5 separate regions of the Homo sapiens genome follow, and all the other regions are linked to region 5. Evidence: chromatin contacts called from ENCODE Hi-C or POLR2A ChIA-PET data. All regions are on one chromosome and are shown on one strand. The core of a region is the stretch at or near the end of the contact, and the rest is flanking DNA. Distances in the headings are between cores, read along the strand shown.

Region 1 (2,700 bases), core at 82-2,581, 1.4 Mb before region 5:
CCAAGAGATGCCACGGTCATGGGCAGCCCCCAGAAACGAGGAGAGAAACCTGGCACGGTTTCCACAAGGAGTCACCCCTGCCAACACCTTGGTTTCAGACTTCTGGTCTCCTGAACTGTGAGAGTCAGTTTCTGTTGAGCTTGTGCTGATACGCTAGGGCAGCCCTAGCACACTGCCACATCTGGTTTCCCGGAGGAACTTCACAGGGTCTTTGTTCTTTATCTACAGTCTCTGGAAGTCTCAGCAGCCTCCTGTGTTCGCAACTGTCATTCCAGAGCAGCCGTCTCGTGTTATGCATTTGCTTACTCATAAGCAAATATTTCACAAGAACCTGCGAGGGCCAGGCTGGGCCAGGCAGGTATTGCAGGTGCAAGGATCTATATAAGACAGTGCCCTTTAGAAGATCCCTGTCTCATTGAGAAGCGTTGAGTAAATGGGTCTCTCTGGTCATTCTCTCCAGAACATGAAGCCAAAGGGCTGAGAGGGAGAGACTCCAAGAATGAATTAGTGTCCAGCAAGGTATCGCTTGTCTCAGGATGACAACTTGCAATTTGGGGATCTCTCAACGTCCTGACCTCCATCTCAGTGGGCATGTTCCTCACCTGGCTGGCTGCCCCTGCTTACTGATGCAGCCTCCTGTCACACGGTACTCACCTCTATTCACTGTATTCCACCAACACTGGCCTTGGGAGCCAGCAGTACCCCCATTGTACAGATGAAAGTCTTGTGACTGTCAACATTAAAATGAGAATGATATTGACCCATGATACTTACCCACCTGTTCAGTGGATTCGGTGTGCCGTCAGCATGGTTCCCAGCACATAGTAAGTGCTCCGTAAATGTCAGCATCTATTATTATCATTTGTGTTTTTTTTTCCCCTTCTCTGCCTTCCTTTCTCTCCCTCCTTGGTCTGCTTCCTCCTGTTGCTATCAGAGCCTGCCTGCCTCATCCTTGTTCCAGCCTTGATGGTGATGATGATTGTGGTTGCTGTTGCTATTTGTTTTTTTGGTTTGTTTGTTTGTTTTGAGAGGGAGTTTTACTCTTGTCACCCAGGCTGGAGTGCAGTGGCGCCATCTCGGCTCACTGCAGACTCTTCCTCTTGAAGCTGGGGAAGTTCAAGCAATTCTCCTGCCTTAGGCTCCTGAGTGGCTGGGACTACAGGCATGTGCTACCATGCCTGGCTAATTCTTTGTAGTTTTAGTAGAGATGGGGTTTCAGCATGTTGTCCAGGCTGGTCTTGAACTCCTCAGCTCAAATGATCTGCCCACCTCGGCTTCCCAAAGTGTTGGGATTACAGGCGTGAACCACCACGCCCCTCACGCGCAGCCACTGTTGCTATTGATGATTATTATGACATCATTGCTCAGATTCACTTGGCTCAGAGAGGGCGGAGTCAGAGTGACCCAGGTGGTCACTGCTCCCCTTCTTGTCCATCAAATCAGCTGCCTCCAACAGCATTGCCTGGCAGCGTCACGTAGTAGCCCTCTCCCTCACAAGGCTTTTGAGGCAGACAAATGCCACTGATAAAGCAAAAGCAAATGTTTTGGGTGAATTCCCCATAGCTACACTAGATTTGAGGCTGAGAAATGGAATGCCTGTCATTGTTGACTGAAAAATACAGCTCTCCTAATAGAGTCTTGGTGCAGGAGCTGTTAGCCTTGCCGCCCTGCAGACTTGAAGAATTGCGACGTCGGCCTAACATAATTTTGGTAACTTTGTCTGCTTCTGCCTCGGGTAGAAATAATTCAGATTTCACTCTCCATTTTCTTTAATGGGCTAAACAGCCACTTTGTAATACCTGTATTTTATTAGACATAATTCTGGATATTGTTTCTGCAGCGTTTTTGAAAAGACAAACCTGAGAGAGCCCAGCTATTTAACTTAAGCAATTTTAAAGTTATTTGTAAAATGATATGCTGTCTTTTTTGACCCAGTTACTTTATAAAGCTACATTCTTTGGCAAACATTAACACAACTTCTCCGTGTGTGGGCTAAATAAATATTCGGGCAACACTGATTGAGCACTGCCTTGGGTAAATAATTCTCTCTCCACACATTTCCTAGTTTATAATGAGGAGTTTTCTTCGTGGTCTGACCAAATGTAACATTCCATTGAAAATGAGACATAAATCCTTGAGTGAGGGAGACGTGGAACCAGGGTTTGAGGAGGGTTATTAAAAAGGTGAGGGTAGCAGGGTGACCTCCTGAGTCCCCTGCTCTCCCGAGCCTTCTCTCCTCTCTGGAACCCATGGCTAATAGGGGACAGGAGAGAGCGGAAGCAGAAAGAATAAGAGATATGAAAGCCAGCCGGGCACAGTGGCTCACGCCTGTAATCCTAGCACTTTGGGAGGCCGAGGCAGGCAGATCACTTGAGGTCAGGAGTTCGAGACCAGCCTGGCCAACATGGTGAAACCCTATCTCTACTAAAAATAACAAAATTAGCTGGGTATGGTGGTGTGCGCCTGTAATTCCAGCTACTTGGGAGGCTGAGGCATGAGAATTGCTTGAACCTGGGAGGTGGAGGTTGCAGTGAACTGAGATCGCACCACTGCACTCCAGCCTGGGCAACAGAGGGAGACTGTCTCAAAAAAAACCAAAAACAAAAAAAGAGACATGTGAGCCTTCCCTTCCCTCTCCCCATCCTAGCCTCCTCTCACCCAGGTCCATTCTTCCACTGTCATCCCATGATGCTCTCTTGC
Region 2 (2,700 bases), core at 94-2,593, 1.4 Mb after region 5:
GCAGACACGGTCGGGGACGGCCTCCCCTGCCCACTTCCACTTATCACAGGACCAGTTCTAAACCGATACCACTAAGAAAGCGACTGGCGCTGGCACTGTAGACCCCATGCCAGGCTGCTTCTGGGAGGGACCCGGGGGTGCTGCCTAGGGAGAAGGGCTTAACTACTCTGACTTCCACCGAAGAGTTTCTCAGAGAATGCGCCCTCGCAGCTTTCCCTGAATAAACATTACCAGGACTTACAAGGTGCCTAGCACTCTGCCAGAATCATGTGAATTTCAGAGGAAAATACTCGTTCACACATCTCAAGGAACGCACAGGCTCGTGAGGGAGCATTCTTGCCAATGCACATGGTAAATGCCCAATCGATGTTCGCGGAATGTCAGAAACTGACAACTAGTTCAGGCCTCAACGCAGTAGGAAAAGGATGAAAAAGAAACTCATTTTAAATCAACTAAACAAGTGCAAAAGCCATACATATAAAGGAGAGGAGATACGAATGGCATCACAACATAATTCCTTTGCCATCGAAAACTTCCATGCCTTTGAGGTTTTAAATGAAGACTTCCAAAACTGATTTACTTAAGACTCTACGTAAAACGCCTGATCTTTAAACGCAAGAAAAGCAAGATGAATGTATTACTTTCCTGGAAAAAAAAAGCATTAAAGGAGAAAAAAGAGTAAAGTGTACTGATGGGGCTCTTGGTGGGTTCTCACATCACAGGGCACTGCAGCTGAGACTTGCTTGAACGGCCCCCGTTTTCTACCCGCAAATTCTCAATTGCTAGATAAACAACAATAACAACACTTTATTGGGCGCTCATCGTGTCAAACCCTGTGTTGAGGGCTCCATTCCTCAAGGTCCATTTTACCGGCGAGGAAGCCCCGGCTCCGGGAGGGGAGGAGCGCGCCCAAGGTCACCAGCCAGTTGAGTGAGTGGCGGGCGGATCCCAACCCCGAGCGACGCCCACGGCCTGTCTCGGCCACCAGCGTGTTCCAGCGAGCGCCCAGCCACCTCGCTCGCAGCCTCCCCAGCGCAGCAGCCCGGCTGTGGGCCTGCGGCAGCCGGGTCTTCCTGGTCCCCACCTCCTGGGGCCGACGGGCGGCAGGAAGGGGCTCGGCGGGACGCGCCATCAGGGACCTGAGGAGGAACAACGGAACGCGTTCGGAACGGCCTGGACTCCCGAGACTCACCCGACTCGTGGCCACACCGGGAGAACTGAAGCGGCAGTAGCCGGCGGAGACGCCCGACCCGAAGGCCGGCTGCTAGGGAGCAGACAGCTGAACCGCTTGCCAGACGCCGAAACCCAGTGACGCCCTCCACCGCTCCACCGTGCTCCCGGCTCCTCGCCCCCGCCGCCCGCGGGCCCCAAGGCGCATGCGCCGCCTGTCCTGGAGGGGCCCATTTCCGTCCGTCGTGGGGGGAGGCACAGTGAGTCCACTGGGGCACGGCAGCGTCTAAGCCACAAGCCGAGCACATAAGCCAGGTCCTAACGGAGCCTATGTGTAAGTCCACTACTGGTGCAAGGTTGCACACTTCTAAGAAGAGCGGCGTGGGGGGCTCGGCGACCTTCGCTTCAGTCGCTCCCCCGTGCAGTCCCCTGTGCCCAAGACACAGCCTGATGCTTGTGCTCCGGTGGGCGGAGCTTGGAGGCGGCGGGAACTGCAATTGGTGGCTTTGAAGGCGCGGCGAGCGGGAACAGCTCTTGAGGAGTGAGACTGCAGGAGATGTGGGCCGGTAAGAGAGCCCCGGGCGGCACTGGATCGGGCCCCGGAGGGTGTGGGGCCTTGAGGAAGCCAGATCCCAGGCCTCGGGGGTGGCTTTTTCGCAATTGTCGCACGTTGTGAGGCGCAGGATTGGCGCTGGGTCTCGGGCTCGGGGCGAGGAACTACGGTTCGGGCCGAGGTGAGGGGGCGGTGGCGCTGTGCCGGCTGTGACGTCACCTCGCCCGCGGTGGGGCGGGTGGAGCCTTTCGTAGGCTCGCGACTGCGTCAGGGGAGGGCCGTGTGGTCATGTGACCAGGGGCTCCGCTCTACGATCCTGGGGTTGCTTCCTTTCCCAGAGTTGGGGTTTTGCTTTTCTGTCACCTCGGCTTCCGTCGTTTTTTGTCCCTGTACCCTCTTGCGTTGCTCCTCGCATTGCCTGTTGGAGCGCAGCAGAGGTGTGTGGCTACGGGAACGTTACTTAAAATGGATCTTTTTGATCATGCGTTCCACAGATCTTGAGCATCTACTGTATGTCAGACACTAAAACGCTAGGAAGTATAAAGAAAGTTTTAAAATGGGGCCAGGCGCGGTAGTTTACGCCTGTAATCCCAACACTTTGGGAGACCGACGTGGGCGGATCACCTTAGGTCAGGAGTTCGAGACCAGCCTGGCCAACATGGTGAAACCCCGTCTCTACTAAAAATACAAAAATTAACCGGACGTGGTATCGGGTGCCTGTAATCCCAGCTATTTGGGAGGCTGAGGCAGGAGAAGCGCATGAACCCGGGAGGCGGAGGTTGCAGTGACCCGAGATCGCGCCACTGCACTGCACCCTGGGCGACAAAGCGAGACTGTGTCTCCGAAACAACAAAAAAAGGAAAGTTTAAAAATGGTCACGGGGTAAACGTTTACTAAAGGGATTTCCGTCTTAATTGGTGAGACTGAGGGCGCTCTACCAAATTTCTTTAGACTGGCGTTCTGCAAACTTTACCCGG
Region 3 (2,700 bases), core at 201-2,700, 1.9 Mb before region 5:
GTCCACCTTTTCTTTTCTTTTCTTTTCTTTTCGTCTTTTTTCTTTTCTTTTCTTTTCTCTTTTCTTTCTTTCCTTTCTTTCTTTCTTGGTTTTTGTTGTTGTTGTTGTTGTTGTTTTGTTTTGTTTTGTTTTTGAGACAGAGTTTCGCTTTTTTTTGCCCAGGCTGGAGTGCAATGGCGCGATCTCGGCCCACTGCAAACTCCGCCTCCCAGGTTCAAGCGATTCTCCTGCCTCAGCCTCCTAGTAGCTGAGATTACAGGCGCCTGCCACTGGCTAATTTTTGTTTTTTTAGTAGAGATGGGGTTTCACCATGTTGGCCAAGCTGGTCTCAAACTCCTGACCTTAGGTGATCCACCCGACTTGGCCTCCCAAAGTGCTGGGATTACAGGTGTGAGCCACAGCGCCTGGCCCAGAGTCCACATTTTTAACAGGACCAAAGTGATCCTGATTCTGCTGGTCTGAGGACCACACTTTGAGAACTACTGCTTTCAAGATGAGCTGCACTTCTATTTCCTCTACCAAGCCTCTTCTGTCTCCTAATTGGGTCACATTTCTCCTTCACACGCTCTAGAAGGACCAAAGGCCACTGCTTTATCAGTGTGATTTTTTTTTTTTTTTTTTTTTGCATTAAAAACTTCTTATCTTCTTCTTCTTATTTTTGAGACGGTCTACCTCTGTCAGGCTGGAGTGCAGTGGTGCTATCACGGCTCACTGCAGCTTCGACCTCCTGGGCTCAAGCGATCCTCCCACCTCAGCCTCTTGAGTAGCTGGGACCACAGGTGTGTGCCACCACGCCTGGCTAATTTTTTATTTTTATTTTGTAGAGATGGGGTTTCGCCATGTTGCCCAGGCTGGGCTCGAACTCCTGGATTCAAGTGATCCTCCCCTCTTGGCCTCCCAAAGTGTTGGAATTACAAGCATATGCCACTGCATCCAGCCCTGTGTGATTAATTTATGTTTCTACCATTTGACTGTGAGCTCCACGTGTCTTTTCGCTAGCTGTGGGATCTGCACCCAGTGCATACAGGTGGTCGGTGAACAGGTGCTGACAGCAGTTCCAAAAAGTTGAATGAATCACCTTAACCTTCCAGCAACAGCGAATGCGAGTGTAAAATATTATCACCTCACCAACACTGTATTTTTTTTTTTTTTAACTCTTCCAGCTCTAAATTCCACAACTCCTCCTATACCTCTTGCTTCCATAGAAGCCCAAGGAGCCCGGCAGAAACTGCTTTGAGCAACCAGGAACACCCGGCCCTAAGTCCCGCCCCGCGCCTCTCCCCACCTCAAGTCCCGCCTCTGGCTATAAGCCCCGCCCCGCCCCGATCCCGGCCTCCGATCCCAGATCTCGCACCGCCCCGCCCCCTGTCTCCGCCCCAGACACCACCCCGCCTCGTGCTCTAAGCCCCGCCCCTCTCTCTGGCTTTAGGCCGCTCCCAAGCCCAGAGCTGCTCTGCGCAAGCGCGACCGACCGAGCAGCTCCGAGGAGTCCGCCCGGAAACAAACATTCCCCAGGGCAATGTCACGACTTGGTCTTCCCGAGGAGCCAGTCAGGTAAAGGCTTTCCGGGCCCTGGCACCCCGAGCTTGGTCAGGCCCGGCCTTGATCGTAGCGGAGGCCACCGGGGCCTTTTGGCCGGGACTGATTTTGCAGCTCCCGCCAGTCCACCTGCGAGCGCCGGATGGGGGAGCACTCGCCTCCAGCAACCCGCAGGGTCCCCGAACCTTTGCACTGCTCTGGCCAGGAACAGAGCCGGCTTAAGCCAGTATGGTTTACATACACGCTGCTCCCCTTCCCAGCCGGCTTGGCTGTTCTGCAATCCGCGTCTCCAGAGTTGGACCCCAGGACCCCCGACAGTGGCACAGACCCGCAGCAGGCAGCCCCGGATTCAAGTCCCCCGGTGGCTACTTTCAGTTGTGACCTTGGGTCTGTCAGTTTCGTAAACTCTCTGAGCCTGGAGGTGACCCTGTGATCACTTGCCGGGCTGTTGTGAGGATAAAATGAGAAACGTCAAAATTGAGACCATGCTCAGAACGGGGTGGCTGCTACTGCTGTTGATACCTTGGTGATTATTCCAGCGGCCAGCCCCTAAAGTGGACAGATAACGTTTTTGCAGCCTTTTACTTTGGCTGGTTTGTCTGGTCAGTTCTGTGGTTTCCGGGTGGTTAAAAGCCACCAGCCCACAGTTTCCTTTTCTGGAGGCTGGCCTGCGTGCATCCAGATGCACTGTGCAATCCCTGTGCCAGCATTCACTGATTTTTTTCAGGCCATTTGGTCTTTGAAATACACTGCCGTTACCCAACCACATCTGGTGAGCACCCTGCCACCTAGAAAGAGGCAAAAAATAGCAAATACCTCCTGCAAACAACTGCTTATCTAATGATGGGGAGATTTATGACAGTGGTTACCATTCCCTGAGCACCAGCTGTGTGCCAGCCACAGTATATGAACTGCATCATTTAATCTTCTTAAATATCCTCAAGCCTGACACAAATGAAGATGAAACTCAGAGAAGTCATTTGTATACACTTTTTTTTTTTTTTTTTTGAGACAGAGTCTCACTCTGCCGCCCTGGCTACAGTGCAGTAGGCAATCTCGGCTCACTGCAGCCTCTGCCTCCTGGGTTCAAGCGATTCTCCTGCCTCAACCTTCTGAGTAGCTGGGATTACAGGCATGTGCCACGATGCCCGGCTAATTTTT
Region 4 (2,700 bases), core at 3-2,502, 1.2 Mb after region 5:
AGTACTGGGCGCTGGGCTGGCATCTGTGTCCTATGTCCCCAACACCTCAGACTTCCACGTTCTCCTCCCACCCAGGGCCCTCCGCAGCGCCCCCTTTCGCCCCCAGGGAGCACGACACCCGCAAGGGCCACCCCCACGCCCGAGCCCGGAGGGCGTCCGAGCTGGTGCGGGGGCAGCAGGTGGGGGGTGAGGGAGGTGGCCCGGGGACCCCGGGGAGCGGTTTGGCGGTTGTCCCCCCGAACCCCCACCCAGCCTCCCCCTTCGCAGCCCCCCGGGACCCCGCCTCGCCCCGGCCAGGCTCCGCTCCGATCGCCCGCCCCCCTCCTCCCCCGCGCCCCCGGCCCAGCCGGGCCGCGCAACCCCCGCCCCACACCCCCGCCGGCCGCGGCGCGCCCCCCCGCATTCCCAGCACGTCCGGCGCCGACTTTTACCTGTACTTTCTGTACTCGAGGCGGCTCGTCGGGCGAGAAACACCTCCCCGGGACCGCTACCTCCCCCGCCCCGGCTCCGCCCGGCTTCCTCCTTCCCCTCCAAGGCCGCAAAGTAGATGGAGTAAGAGAGTGTGTGTGCGAGAGAAAGAGAAAGAGGGAGCGGGCGCGGGCGCCGCGGGAGGCGGCGGGCGGCGGGCGGCGGGCGGGAGGCGCGCCCGGCCCCCGCCACCCTCCGGCCGCCGCCGCCGCCGCCGCGGGCTCGGCAACTCCGGATTGCGCCCGGCCCCGGCCCCGGCCCGGTCCCCGCCGCCCGCCGCCGCCGCCCGCCGCCGCCCGCTGACTGGGGCCGGCCCGCGCCCCCGCGTCCCCGTACCTCGTAAAGGTCCCCAGAAGCCATGCCAGGCTGCGGAACTTGGCTCGCCGGTGTGCGCGTCTGCTCGCTCGCGCCCTCCGTGCGTGTGCGCGCGGGGTCCGGTGTGCGCGTGTGTGTGCGCGCGTGTGTGTGCGAGTGTGTGTGGTGTGTTGAGTAAACTGTGTTTTTGCAGAATGACAGGCTTGGGGGCTGCCTATGCGCAGAATCAGAGCGGGCGGCGGCGGGGCTGGCGTAACCGGCAGCAGCGGCGGCGGCGGCGGCGGCGGCACGAGCGCGGGCAGCAGCGACGGCCGCGCAGCGCGCCCGGGAGGCACGGACGCGGCCCGAGCGCCGCGGCCCCCGCGACCCGGCGACCCGGCGGCGGTGGCTGCAGCCGGCAACGGCTCGCCCCGGCGCCGCCTGCAGGAAGCCGCCCGGCGCCCGCCGCCGGCCCGGACGCTGCTGCCACTGGGCGAGTCCCCGCCCCCCGGGAGCCCGGCCCGGCCCCCGGGGCGGGGAGGCGGGGGCTGCTGCCCGGCCGCGCCCCGGGGGACCGGTCCCAGAGTCGACTAGCGCTCGGGCCCGCCCCGCCACCCCGGGCCGGCTTCGGGAGCAGCTGGCGGGGCCCCCGGGGGGCGGCGGGCCAGGTGCCCGCCGGGTGCGCCCGATCTGGGGCCGCGAAGGGGCGGCCGGGGAGCCAGGTAGAGGGCTGCGGCTGCAGACCTCAGGGAAGGGGCCCCAGCCGAGCCCCGCCGGCCCGGGGTCCCCACCTACCTCCTCCACCCTCGAGGGGAGTGGACGCCGCCTGGGAGACCTGGCCCCTCGGGGCTGCGCGGCCCCTCCCTCCAGGCTGGGTTGTAAGATGTGGAGGCCACAGGGAGGAAGGATGAAATGGCCCATCCAGAGGCACCATGGGGATCCAGGACAGGCGTGGCCACCCCATAAACCCTGGAAAGTCTTTAGAGCCAGGGGTGGCCTTCCCTCAACAACCCCTCTCCCCGAATTTATTCACTCATCCCTTACTCAAACATTTACCAAAGTCAACCCAAGTGCACAGTGTCCCTGGACAGGCAAAACTGGGACCCTGCCCAGAGACAGTTTGAATCCGCAAGTGAGGAGTGTAATGGAGCACTCAGTTGTTCTAAAAGGTCATCCTGCGTGTGACAGGCTGCGGAGCTGGAGGAGCTAGAGAAGCTCTCCAAAACCCAAATCCGTTCCTAAGCCATCTCTCATGGATAAATGGTCACCCCTCTGCTTAAAGGGTTCTCCTTATAAATATTTATGTATATAGTTACTTCAGAACCTGCAAGGTCAGACTTCTGAAATTGGAGGGAAGATCTTCATCCCCACCCATGAAATGCCTGCCTGGCTCCAGATGTGATGTATCATTAACTCACATGCTCCCTGGATCATTTTCTACTTGGGAGGCTGTGGGCAGGTCACCGAACCCTGATGGGAGATGGTGATAGTCACCTAAGTGATTTAAATAGAATTAAGGAGAGGATCTACGTATACATGAAGTGACCTGTCCATCCCAGCAGAACTCAATAAAGGTGATTTGTATCTGAGTCTCAACCTGGACTGCCCTCATGGAGAGTGAGATGGCAGAGGGGCTCGATAAATTGTTTAATCCTGAGGTTGTCAAACTTTGAAAAGTCACCAAATTTTTTAATCCAAAAAAAAAAAAAAAAAAAAAAAACTCCATGGAACCTGAAGCATGTCTGGCTCATTCCAGGACACATGGATTTGCATTTGCTGTTCCCCCTGCCTAGAATGTCCTTCCACATTGAATCCATCTGGAACATTCTTGTTCTTCGTATAGGGGCTTGTTTATCTTTGTATCGCAAGCATCTTCCACTGTTCCTGAGAGAGAGTAGGTACACAGTGATTGTTTTTCGAACTATGCCAATATAACAA
Region 5 (2,700 bases), core at 3-2,502:
CGGCCAGCTGCTGCGCCCCGCGCGCGTAGCCATCGAAGCCGCCCTGGAGCTGGTGGCTGTTGCTGATGAGCGCCTCGACCGCGTCCTCGGGGCTGAAGCCCAGCGCCTCGGGGTTCAGCTGCTGCGGGTAGCCGGTCATCCAGTAGTAGTCTTCCAGGTGCGCCTTCTGCTCGCTGCCCGAGCCCGGGCTGGGCGCCGAGAAGCTGGGGGAAGGGGGCACCGAGCTGCACGGCGTGCTCATGGGGGTGGAGGACAGCGAGCCCCCGGCGATGAGACGGCCGCACTGGCTGATGATGCGGTCGGTCTCCACCGGTTCCTTTTTCACTTCAAACTTCATCAGATCGAAGTCATTAACATATTCCATGGCCAGGGGACTGGTGGGCAGGTCGGAGTTGCTCATTGCCAGTTCTGATGCCATTCTCCTGCCGCCGCCGCCGCCGCCGCCGCCGCTCCGCCAGATGGGCTGCAGGAGAGGGGCCAGCGGGCTGTGCTGGGTGGCCAGCGGGTGAGCCAGCTTGCCGGGCTGGGGCGCTTCTAGCTTGCGCGGCGGTGGCTGGCCCGAAACCTCCGAGCGCGCTCACACACACACCCCCCCGCCCTGCCCGCGCCCCCCGCGCCCGCCCTCCCTCCCCCCTGCTCACGCCAATGTGCTCCCTCGCTCGCCCCGGCCCCTCCTTGCTCGCTCGCCTCCTTGCGCGCCGAGCCGGCGGCTTCAGGCTCGGGAAGATCCTCCGCGAGCTGCGGTGGCGGCGGTGGTGGCTGCGGCGGCGAAGCTGGAGGAGCCCGGCCCGGTGCGCGGCGTCCCCCGCTCGCCGCTCCGCTGCGCGCTTTGCATAAGGAAGGGCTCGCCTCGCCGGCCCGGGCTGCAGGCAGGGCGCGCGCGGCGTCCGCTCGGGGCTGGAGGCGCGGCGGGCGTCTGTCCGGGCGGCGCGGGCCTTGGCACGGGGGAGTTAACACTTCATGCTTCTCGCCTCCTCTTCTGCTTGGCTCTCTTTATTATTTTTTTTCTTTCCTCTCTCTCCCTCGCGCGCTCTCTACCTCTGTGCAAAGTGCAAGGCAGAGGTGCAGCCCGACTGGAGGAGAGGGAGGGGGGAGTTTAGTTCTTTCTTGCCTTTTTTTAAAAAAGCAAAATAGCGAAGTCCTGGGGAAAGACGAGGCAGAGAGCAAAGGGGGGAGGGGGAGGCCAAGCCGACAAGCAGCCCGAGCTACAGCTAGAAGATGAAAAAAGATTTTAAAGCCTCTGATCCAGCAAGAAGAGTTTAAAGCAATTGCTGAGTTTTATAGCACTCGTGACGTCAGGTCCAAATGAGAAATTGACTGGCACTCCGGGCCAATGGGAGGCGGCGAGAGCGGCCGCGATTAGCATAATAGTATAGAAACAAGGAAACTTTTCGGAGCTGTCAATCAGGGCCCAATCAGCTGACTGTCAGCTGGGACGGGCTGGCTTAACCCTTCCTGCGCCGCTGCCTACCCGGGAGGGAACGAGGCCCGGCGCAAAGTTTGGTGTAAGAGGGGAAGGAGTTTTTCCAGAGGGGCTTCGGCAATCCGGGCGGACCTGGGAGGGCGGTTTGCTTTTCTTTGGAGCGCGAGACAGGCCTCCCATCCGGAGCCCCAGCTCGCTGGGGGCTCACTCGGCTGGGATTGGCCTGATTCCCCTCCCCTGCCTGCCCTCCACCCCCAGGATTGTGAATTCGCCTCCCAGCTTTTCCTCCTCGCACCAACTCTGGTACCCAGGTGTCTGCCGGGGACCTTCCTTCCCTGAGCCTGGCCGTGCCCGGCGCTCAAACTTGGCCCCAACTCTTTGTCCGTCTCTCGGGCGCCCGTGCGGGGAAGGGACCGGGAAGGGAGGGATGCAGTGGGGTGTCCGGATCGGGGCTGCGGGCTGGGCGCCGCCCGGCCATGCGCCTGCCCAGAAGGCTGGGCATCCGTGGAGAGGGAAAGCCCATTTTATCCCTCTCTTTACAACGAGGTAAAATAAGTTGTTTAGAGGCCATTCTTCACGGAGACCGGCTGCCCGCTGGCGTCGCGTGCCCTTGGACAGAGCGAGCGCCTATGCGAGATAACTCCGGGGAAGCTCAAAGTCAGGTCAGCCGGGCTCAGCCTTCCGGCTCCTGACTGGCCGGAGTTTGGCCTTTGAGACTCATATTGCGCGCTCGCTCTCTCTCTCTCTTACACACACACACACAAACACACACACACTCACACTCACCCGTCCCCTTACGAAATCTGACCTCTGTTTATCAGGGTCAGGCGCGCCCTTTGCACTTTTACGTTTCCTTTAATTATTTCGGACTTGATCGTGGCAGGGAGCAAGGGGGAAAAACAATACCCCAGCCCTCACCAGCTACCCTCGAAGGGTTAAATTTTAAACCGCGGTTTCTGGAACTAGTCCGGAAACGCAGAGTGGGGGGTGGGGTGGGGGAGGCTGCTCCCCCCACCCCCAGTTGCAAATGCTAATAAGTAGTTCAAATTTCTAGATTGATTCTCTAAAAGTTTATGCAAAAAAGAAATAAAAAAGAAAAAGAAAAAAGAAGGAAACCAACAACTAACTCTGTTTCTAAGATTTTAAAGCGATAGGCAAGTCGAAGAAGCAGAGATTTATTTGGAGAGAAAGCTCCTGAAACCGACCCAGCCTTTGGAAGACCAGCCCGTCTGCTTAGAAGTTGGGACTGTTGATTCCTTCAATTAATGAAATGCATT

Evidence for each region. A loop is a pair of places that touch in the nucleus more often than their neighbours do. ChIA-PET counts read pairs that join two places held with the same protein, here RNA polymerase II (POLR2A). Pooled maps may share reads with other maps.
Region 1: a map of endothelial cell of umbilical vein shows a loop between it and region 5 (10-fold over the local background). The contact joins the promoter of WWOX-AS1 here to the promoter of MAF in region 5. A Hi-C loop is called at or near these places in 14 of 168 maps with a recorded cell type or tissue (Caco-2, Calu3, IMR-90 and 9 more), 1 of 37 single-sample maps with no recorded cell type and 19 of 50 pooled maps.
Region 2: a map of CD4-positive, alpha-beta memory T cell shows a loop between it and region 5 (18-fold over the local background). The contact joins the promoter of CMC2 here to the promoter of MAF in region 5. A Hi-C loop is called at or near these places in 3 of 168 maps with a recorded cell type or tissue (CD4-positive, alpha-beta memory T cell and naive thymus-derived CD4-positive, alpha-beta T cell) and 10 of 50 pooled maps.
Region 3: a map of mammary epithelial cell shows a loop between it and region 5 (8-fold over the local background). The contact joins the promoter of NUDT7 here to the promoter of MAF in region 5. A Hi-C loop is called at or near these places in 2 of 168 maps with a recorded cell type or tissue (CD4-positive, alpha-beta T cell and mammary epithelial cell) and 7 of 50 pooled maps.
Region 4: a map of naive thymus-derived CD4-positive, alpha-beta T cell shows a loop between it and region 5 (4-fold over the local background). The contact joins the promoter of CDYL2 here to the promoter of MAF in region 5. A Hi-C loop is called at or near these places in 2 of 168 maps with a recorded cell type or tissue (both naive thymus-derived CD4-positive, alpha-beta T cell), 1 of 37 single-sample maps with no recorded cell type and 8 of 50 pooled maps. POLR2A ChIA-PET finds 5 or more read pairs at or near these places in 1 of 52 experiments (activated CD8-positive, alpha-beta memory T cell).

What each region holds. Positions count from the first base shown.
Region 1 is chr16:78,240,420-78,243,119 of GRCh38, forward strand. WWOX-AS1 (WWOX antisense RNA 1) reads right to left here and starts at 1,332. Exons shown (of 4, transcript NR_184272.1): 1 at 779-1,332. All of the region lies in intron 5 of WWOX (WW domain containing oxidoreductase), which reads left to right. RefSeq lists a silencer at 153-447.
Region 2 is chr16:81,005,542-81,008,241 of GRCh38, forward strand. It overlaps CMC2 (C-X9-C motif containing 2), which reads right to left and starts at 1,344. Exons shown (of 4, transcript NM_020188.5): 1 at 1,193-1,344. CENPN (centromere protein N) reads left to right here and starts at 1,673. Exons shown (of 11, transcript NM_001100624.3): 1 at 1,673-1,736. RefSeq lists a silencer at 1,082-1,451 and enhancers at 1,622-1,731, 2,042-2,181.
Region 3 is chr16:77,721,064-77,723,763 of GRCh38, forward strand. NUDT7 (nudix hydrolase 7) reads left to right here and starts at 1,451. Exons shown (of 4, transcript NM_001105663.3): 1 at 1,451-1,554. The coding sequence starts at 1,520. RefSeq lists an enhancer at 1,289-1,583 and a silencer at 1,297-1,426.
Region 4 is chr16:80,803,346-80,806,045 of GRCh38, forward strand. It overlaps CDYL2 (chromodomain Y like 2), which reads right to left and starts at 1,253. Exons shown (of 7, transcript NM_152342.4): 1 at 805-1,253. The coding sequence starts at 828. RefSeq lists silencers at 34-183, 464-533, 1,144-1,453, 1,474-1,533.
Region 5 is chr16:79,599,485-79,602,184 of GRCh38, forward strand. It overlaps MAF (MAF bZIP transcription factor), which reads right to left and starts at 1,253. Exons shown (of 2, transcript NM_005360.5): 1 at 1-1,253. The coding sequence starts at 418. It overlaps LOC101928230 (a long non-coding RNA gene), which reads left to right and starts at 1,403. Exons shown (of 3, transcript NR_188556.1): 1 at 1,403-1,505; 2 at 2,563-2,700. RefSeq lists an enhancer at 1,168-1,462.